3 separate regions of the Homo sapiens genome follow, and all the other regions are linked to region 3. The links are chromatin loops, found by intact Hi-C in ENCODE. Cell type or tissue: heart left ventricle. All regions are shown on one strand.

Region 1 (2,500 bases), 520 kb before region 3:
TGGTAAGAAGGGAGAAACACAGGAAGACACCAAACCAGACAAACCTCAGGCAGCCACTGCCTTTCACATCGAGAGACACTCCTTAAAATAGTCCAAGTCCCTAGTAAAGAGGAGAAGGGAGAAAAGGACATGTTTGTCCATCCTTGATTTGTTAATCAAGTCACAAATTGCTTTGTTTACATTAAGACACCACCATGGGAGTCTCTTCTTGATTAAGAAAGAAGCAACACCAAACAAGCAAGCTTGTGGGGATGCCAGGCTGGATAATTAACTTCAGCGCGCCTTCCTGACCCGGTTGCCACAGACTGCAGTGCCTGGGCCTGCCTCAATCTTTCCATTTCCTGGGAGGGTCAGCTGAGCTTCAGCAAGTGACTATAAAAAATGGCTTTCATAGTCCTCAAAGTCCTCTGCTTGTCTCCTCAGGGTGTCACCTGAAACAAGTTGGATTGCGCTCTCACTGAGGCAGGGAGAGAAATCCCAAGCAAAGTGGGTCATTTAACTCTGGCCAAACACAAATTCTTCAAAACAGGCAACTTTGAAGGGGATAAGGAACATCAAAGCACATGGGAGGCACATCCATCAATCCCTGTCCAGAGACATGATGGTCCAGCCATGTGGCAGCCAGGTCTCCCAGAGGCTTGTATACTCTCAGCCGGCCTGGCAGTCATGTTGGTATCACGCACACCTTCCACCTGTTGCACTGCACCCTTTGTGCAGCGTGTTTTCCTGTGTAACCATTCTTCTCCCATCCTCTTGTAATATTTTCTGCTCTTTGGAACATAACATGGGGAAAACTGCATTTCCTCACTTGCTTTGTTTATTGGGGTTGTGGTATATTGTTTCCTATTTCTGAATAGCCCTTGGACACTTTTGTAGATGGCAGAGAAAAATGCCTCCAATTCTGCCCAAATCTTTATCTTCAGGAGTCACTATAAATTCAAATCCAAAATGTGCTCATGTGTACACATTTATACAGATGTTCATATATTCTCTAATTTAGATATTTTCTGGGACACAGATACATACACACACACACATACACACTGCATTTGCAAACCTGACCTTATTCCTTCTGATTGGCTCTTGGACCTCATCTTTTATCTTTTCCATTGGTTTTGACATTTTGTGTTTCATTCTCCACATGCTCCTTCCCCTGAGCTTACAAACACACTCAAATCTCTTATAGCCTAAAAAAAAAAAAAAGGCCTTCCCTGTCCATCCTTTTACTGCACGCAGCTGTTTCTCCATTTCTCAGCCATTTCACAAATACATGATTGTAAGTTCCTAGAACAGTGCCCAGCCCAAGGCAAACACTCAGCAGATATTGGGAGACTATATGAATGAAATCCTCTCCTTCCCCTTTTTGCCAGCTTCCTCCTGGCTGGCCTCCAGCCTGTGGCCTCCAGAGCCAGGTTCCTCCTTACCAATGGCAGACACTCCACTCTCATTGGCCTCCTCCTTTTCCCCCATGTGTATCTTACCCTTTAAACACTATTTTATGTATTCTATTTTTAAATTTTCACCACATGTCCACATTCACTATGGGAAAATTAGAAACTGCAGGTGACTCAAAGGGGAAAAATGTAAAATAGTCATAATTTCTTCAACCAGAGACACACATTTTGGTCTCAGTGTCTCTGGTATTAATTCTCCCATTTCCACATGGGTGTGAAAATGTCGTTTCCCTCCTTTAAGAACCTTCATTTCCTTCCCATTGCTGAATCATTGCTGAGTGACTCTGACTCCCTGCGTGACACCGAAGATTCACCAGGATCTGGTCCCATCTCATCTTGCCAGCCTTCTCCCCAACCACAGCCCTCTATGTTTCCCACGCACGTGCTACAGCCGTACTGACTTCCTTCTTGCTCCTTCAACCTATGCAACCCCTCCTCTATTCGATGCCTTTGCTTATTTAGTTCTTCCAGGCTAAAATGTATTGCACTTCCACCCCAGCGCCTCCCATCCACCCTTGCATGTCCTATTCCTTCAAGATCCTTCTCAGGCTCAACCTTGCATGAACACTTCCCTGATCCCCTGGTCAGAATTATTGGGATGGCCCTCAATAACCTCTTGTTGTTCTTAATTTTGTATCCCAATTAGAGAACTGCTGATCCGTTTTGTCTTTAAACCATACGTTCCTTGAGGTCAGGGACTATGTCTCACCCATCTTTGAACCTCCCACAGTATCTGGCACTGTGCCTGGCACAGATGATTATTGAGTAAAGAACATTTCCAGTCCTTACCACCTCACACATATGTAGTTGCATGTTCTAACTTTAAAATAAATAAAGGTGTTGCTAATGCCAACACTTCTCTGGGCTACTTCTTGCTAATGCCTTTTCTCCCTCAGAAACTCCTCCTAGGCAGCATGCGTGTGTATTCCTGGTGAGTAGAGGCATAAAATTGTTGGCTGCATGTCATGGAGTACCTACCAATGGTTAGAAACAAAGGAACAGACACATCCATGGCAATGCAGATAAGAGAGAATGAAAAAATGGTG
Region 2 (2,500 bases), 520 kb before region 3:
GATGGAGAGAGACCAAGGGGGCTGCAGCAGGTTCCCGCACGAAGCCCGCCGCCCGCTGCGGGGAGGGTGGGCCCGGGCTCTGAAATGCAATGTGTAAACAATTGCTAGTGTAACAGTTCATAAATCAAACCCAGTGAGTCGCAGCCCAATCTGCATTCCCCCCACGGATTGAATTCCAGCAACACATGCGTCCCTGCGCCCGGAGCGCTGGAAGCTGCACGGATTCTTAATGGCAGCATATATTACGGCCGCGCGTTCACGCACGCGCCGCTCGGGGCCACTCCGGGGAATCGTTTCGCCCGCTAACTCCCACCCAGTCCCCTCCTCCCGACGGAGGTCTCAGTCAAAACCCGGGTTCTCAGTCAAAACCAAAGCAGATCCGCGCTACCTGCGCGGGGTGGTCACCCACCAGCAAACGCTCGGGGTTTTGGAAAATAGTTGCATTTTGTTGGTTTCGTTTCAATGGTTATTTTCGGTCTGCGTATAAATAGGATGATTCTAACTGGAGTTCAACCCCTGGAATTCAAATTAGAATGTCTGTGCCTATCTTAAATACGAATCTATTTAACAAGGAGGAGAACCAGGATAAAGAGGGAGGGTCTTCTCCATTTTTGCCATCGTAGCACGCCGCCTCCTATCAGTATCTTTTCCTCTACATATTGGGGGCAAACAAGTGCTCACAACTAAGCCCATTGCTTGTCAAAATAAAAGGCAGGCGCCCTTCTGCTCCGACTGTGGAGAGAAGGGAAACCCCCCCACGACCCACAGAGGACGCCCCTCCCCTAGCAGCGCGGGCTTCCTACTCGGAAATCAATGTCCTGGAAGATCTAGGAAGAGGCAGGCTAAGGGCGGGGCAGAAGGGGCGAGGGGGCGGGGACTGGGAGCGCGGGCTGGTCTGCTCTCCTAACAGGGTTCTTCTCTAGGAACCCCTGGCTCCTACTGCTGTTCCAACTGCTTCCCAGACGGGGCCGCCCTAGAGGAAGGGCGCCCTCTCCCCTCTCTCAGCCCCTCCACGCGCTTCCAAGCCCCCACGCCACGGAGTCCCAGATCGCCCTGGGAATCTCCAAACCTTATCGTCCTGTCTGGGGCTCCCTTGTCTGTCCCAAGCCGAGGACCACGCTCACGTGAGCACGGAGATATCCCTGGGAACGCAGGGCCGCGAGTCTTGGAAACGCAGGCTTCCGCAACTGGAGCGTTAGAGAACGTTTCTTCTTGTGGTGATTGTTTAGATTATTATCGCGCCGTCTTCGGCTATAATTTGCCGTTTAATCATGATGACATCTCCATATGTTGGTTGATGTTACCGGTTTTAAGCAGCAAAGCTGCTAGCCTCGTTGGCAGTTCAGGGAGATGACATTAACCAGGGCGAGCATGCCCCACTGATGAGATGGTGGGAGTATTGGGAGTGGGACGGAGTGGGCTTCAGGCACAGAGGACATCGTCATACCTACCTCCTCCCCACGTCGGAGTAGCCTCTCCGTATCTTCCCACAGCCCGTGGCTCTTCAAGTGGCCCACTCAGGCTGGCTTCGAGCCTTTGAGGAGCTGTTGGGATTAGAGAAGGACCTCCTTTATCACATCCTCTGTCCTAGTAAGTTCAAGACAAGGTAGTTCACTTGAGTACCGTGTCTGACAATCCTTATTATGAACATGTCAGGCCAGTTCCAGAGCCCTGCCTGGGCCCGAGGAACTCCAGGGCCCGTGGGAAAGGAAATCGGACGGAGGGAGGAAACTGGCACGAGAAAAAGGACTCGAGCGTGGAAAATGGGGGACACGGGGAGAAACGAGGGGGAAAAAGATCCGGAAGTAGGGTTAGAAGGGAAGAAAGGTGGGCGATCACCTGAAACACAAAAGGAGATGATGGAGAAGCTTGGAGACGCAGATAGAGCTCTGGGCAAGAGCTAAGGGACAAAGATGACCTTGGGACTTATTTTCATTCAGAACCCCCAGAGAAGAAAAGGCGCACAAGAACCTTGACACAAATTCTCCTTCTGCGGACGCAGAGATCTTTCCACTGTAATCAGTACCCCCAGAGGGCCAGGGCCGCCGGGAACCTGGCGTCTTGGTGCTGGACGGACCGAGGCAGGAGCGCCAGCCCCGAGCCTTCTCCCGGAGCCCACCCCAGGAAATCCGATGAGTCAGCCAAAGATGGAGCCAGAGATTTCCCCCTTGCCGAATTCTCCCTCAAATATCAGGAAGGTATTCAACCATTATCTCCCCGCCACCCCCACTTTTCCCTACAATACACGAGCTCTAGCTTTCACGCTGGCCGTCCATCCTCTGGAGCTGTCTACCGCCCCGACCCAGGGGCACGCGAGGGAAGGATCCCTAGCCACTCAGAACACCTACCAGGGGAAATCAAAGCGTTGGTCTCCTCCCCATCACCGCCCCCCGCTCCCCTCCCAGACGTGAAAACGAAGTGGTGAGCTGGGGGTGGGGGGTAGGAACGGAAAGGAGCGGCTGAGGACGCCAGCTTAGGGCTCCGGAAGACACCGCACCCC
Region 3 (2,500 bases):
GGCACCCTCCTTGGTGGATAAACCTGCAGGAGAGTTAATTGTCACATACATGGATTTAATCACATTGTCCATCACATTTGGGGGCCCTGCCTTCAGCGATCCATGACTAATTGTTGTGGTAATTTTTCAATCATTAACAGCAGCGCATATGCTGCAGACAAATCCCAGCGTGCCTGCTAAACCCCAGTGACATGCGGCCCACAGGCTCCAGAAGCACCACTACACCAGCCCCCAGCCCCAATCCTATTAGTCATGCGTCGTCATTAATATACATCTATTCCAGGGATATGTCAGGCAGCAATGAGGTCGGAGGGGGCTGAGCATGCTTTATAACACAGCCTTGTTTTCAATCTATTCTTTGAAAAAGGAAGAGGAAGAGGAGGAGAAAAGGAAATTAAAACTCCATGTGGGATAAGGAGCTGGGGGACTATTCTGAATTCCACTTGTTTCTCATTCATTTTCAGGCAGGCTCCTGAGCTGTGGCAAATGCCCTTTCTTTGGGTTTCAGCAGTATTAGCGATCTCCATGGCAACCACCAGTACGCATCTGCTGCACCACACTGCAGCTTCCCTGGGCTCAATTCTCAAGTCGCCCTGGTGTCAGACGGGGCGCACCATGTGCACTGGTGGGACAAGACCCTGCCTTGGGGAATCATCCAGCTGATTGAAGCCCAGCTCTAATCACCACATAATATGAGCCAACAAGATCATACAGAATATGATCTGCCTACACTAGGCAATAGGATTCCAGGACTGCTATTTATTTTTCATTTTCCTTTTCTTAAGGGCCTTTGTTGGTTAAAAGCAAAGAGCCACTAGAATAGCTATCTAACAAAAGGGATTAATTTTAAAATAGGTGGTACAGTGTTGCTGGTAACATTTACTTCAAGCAAAAATCTCATATGTCCTTCATTAAAGGAATTATTCAAGAGGAAATTAAAAGTCCTGGAGTTTCCCTTTGGTTCTTCGTAAATGAAGGGCTAGTTGGGATATTAGCCAGAGCAAGAAAAGGTAAGAGAAGGATTCCTGGGTTTTTGCTGAAATTCTGACTCTTGCTATGGAGTCTCAGGAAATTCCCTCTTATACCCAGTTTCCCCAAGATTAAAATAAGATCTACTTATTTTAGGCGCTTAGCACCGGATCACTAACAAGGCCTCGGCAAGACTTAATTAATACGTGCAATTCATTTTTAGCTCCTCAAATGAAAGACGTTTGGTGCAGGCTCCACTATTATGAAATGAGGGGCCGAGCGCCCTCTACTGCTGCTTCTGGGTCAGTCTCTCAGTGGCTGAAACCCCTCAGTGGGGTTCACTTATTGTTAACATGTAACTCTCACACTCTAGCTTAGAAAGCCTTTTCTGATCAGTAAGAGCAGGAAGAAAGGAACACAGGAAGAGGAAGAGAACCAGATAATAGACTGGCTGTTATAAATAGAATATACCTGTACCAAGACTATTCAAAGGTACTTGAGGTTAATACAGCAAAGGGAGAAAGGTCTGCGAAAATTCAGAGTGCTCAATTTTGTATCATGAACACATATTAAAAAGATAAAAAAATTGAGTCTCTTTACTTTCCACTCACCTTCTTCCAGGACAATGATACTTATAGGATCTCATTGATTTGTCTATTTTCTAGAAAAGTTAGATGAAAAAGAAAGCCTTGTTTTTCTTGGAATTTTTAATAAACACAGGACTTAGATTCCAACTTTGTTTTTCAGTTTAGTAGCAACAAACCCAGTCCCATGCGCTATACAGAACTACACAAACTATACGGAACAAATCCACTTTGAGCCTTACATATAGTTACTAGTTATTCTAATAAAAAATTACAGAGGAGAAAATAAAATGATCTGAATATTACTCTTATTCTTTTTTCCATTATGTAATGATGATACTTAACATGTATACATCTGGAAATACGAGTTTGGTGTAGAGCTGAAATTGGGTAGTGTATAGTCATCCCTCAATATCTGCAGGGGACTGGTTCCAGGACACCCTGCAAATACCAAAACCTGAAGATGCTCAAGTCCCTCATATAAAATGGCATAGTATTTGCATATAATCTATGCGCATTCTCTTGTACACTTTAAATCATCTCTACGTCTACTTATAAAACATAATACCATGTAAATGCTATGTAAATAGTTGCTATACTGTATTGTTTTTTACTTGCATTTTTTTTCCTGAATATTTTTGATCCACACTTGGTTGAGTCTGCGGATGCAGAACCTGCAGGTATGGAGGGCCAACTGTATTAAAGAAATTCTGCTTCTTTATCAAAAATTAACTCCTTTTGGAATGGTGTTGTGAACAATAATATTAATAATAAAATAGATAATAATGAAGTCTACTACTCATTGAAGTTTTATTGTGTCAGAAACTATTCTAAGTGCTCTGCATCCATCACTTTTTAATTTTTACAACTCTTCAAGGTCAGTACCAGTATTATTCCTATTTTTGAGATGAGAAGAATGAGACTCAGAGAGGTAAGTATCTTGTGTA

The links. Peaks named below come from ENCODE experiments on the same cell type or tissue, not always from the same donor. Only the 100,000 strongest peaks of a DNase experiment are listed, where the experiment ranks them.
Region 1: a loop joins it to region 3, with 2.3 times the contacts of the local background. A loop is called at or near these places in 19 of 110 quality-filtered maps.
Region 2: a loop joins it to region 3, with 3 times the contacts of the local background. A loop is called at or near these places in 33 of 110 quality-filtered maps.

What each region holds. Positions count from the first base shown.
Region 1 is chr6:5,988,483-5,990,982 of GRCh38, reverse strand. LOC105374898 (a long non-coding RNA gene) reads right to left here and starts at 97. Exons shown (of 2, transcript XR_926413.4): 1 at 1-97. In heart left ventricle, no CTCF peak of the experiment used is centred here; a DNase peak (open chromatin) is centred at 1,388; H3K27me3 peaks cover 943 bases.
Region 2 is chr6:5,994,717-5,997,216 of GRCh38, reverse strand. LOC105374898 (a long non-coding RNA gene) reads right to left here. Exons shown (of 2, transcript XR_926413.4): 1 at 1,452-2,500. Among named protein-coding and RNA genes, the nearest start is that of NRN1, 11 kb to the left of the region's middle. In heart left ventricle, a CTCF peak has its summit at 992; DNase peaks (open chromatin) are centred at 266 and 836; H3K4me3 peaks cover 1,592 bases; H3K27ac peaks cover 1,211 bases; H3K27me3 peaks cover 2,500 bases.
Region 3 is chr6:5,469,905-5,472,404 of GRCh38, reverse strand. The region is part of intron 4 of FARS2 (phenylalanyl-tRNA synthetase 2, mitochondrial); the gene reads right to left. Among named protein-coding and RNA genes, the nearest start is that of FARS2-AS1, 13 kb to the right of the region's middle. In heart left ventricle, a CTCF peak has its summit at 1,265 (motif pointing left); a DNase peak (open chromatin) is centred at 1,264.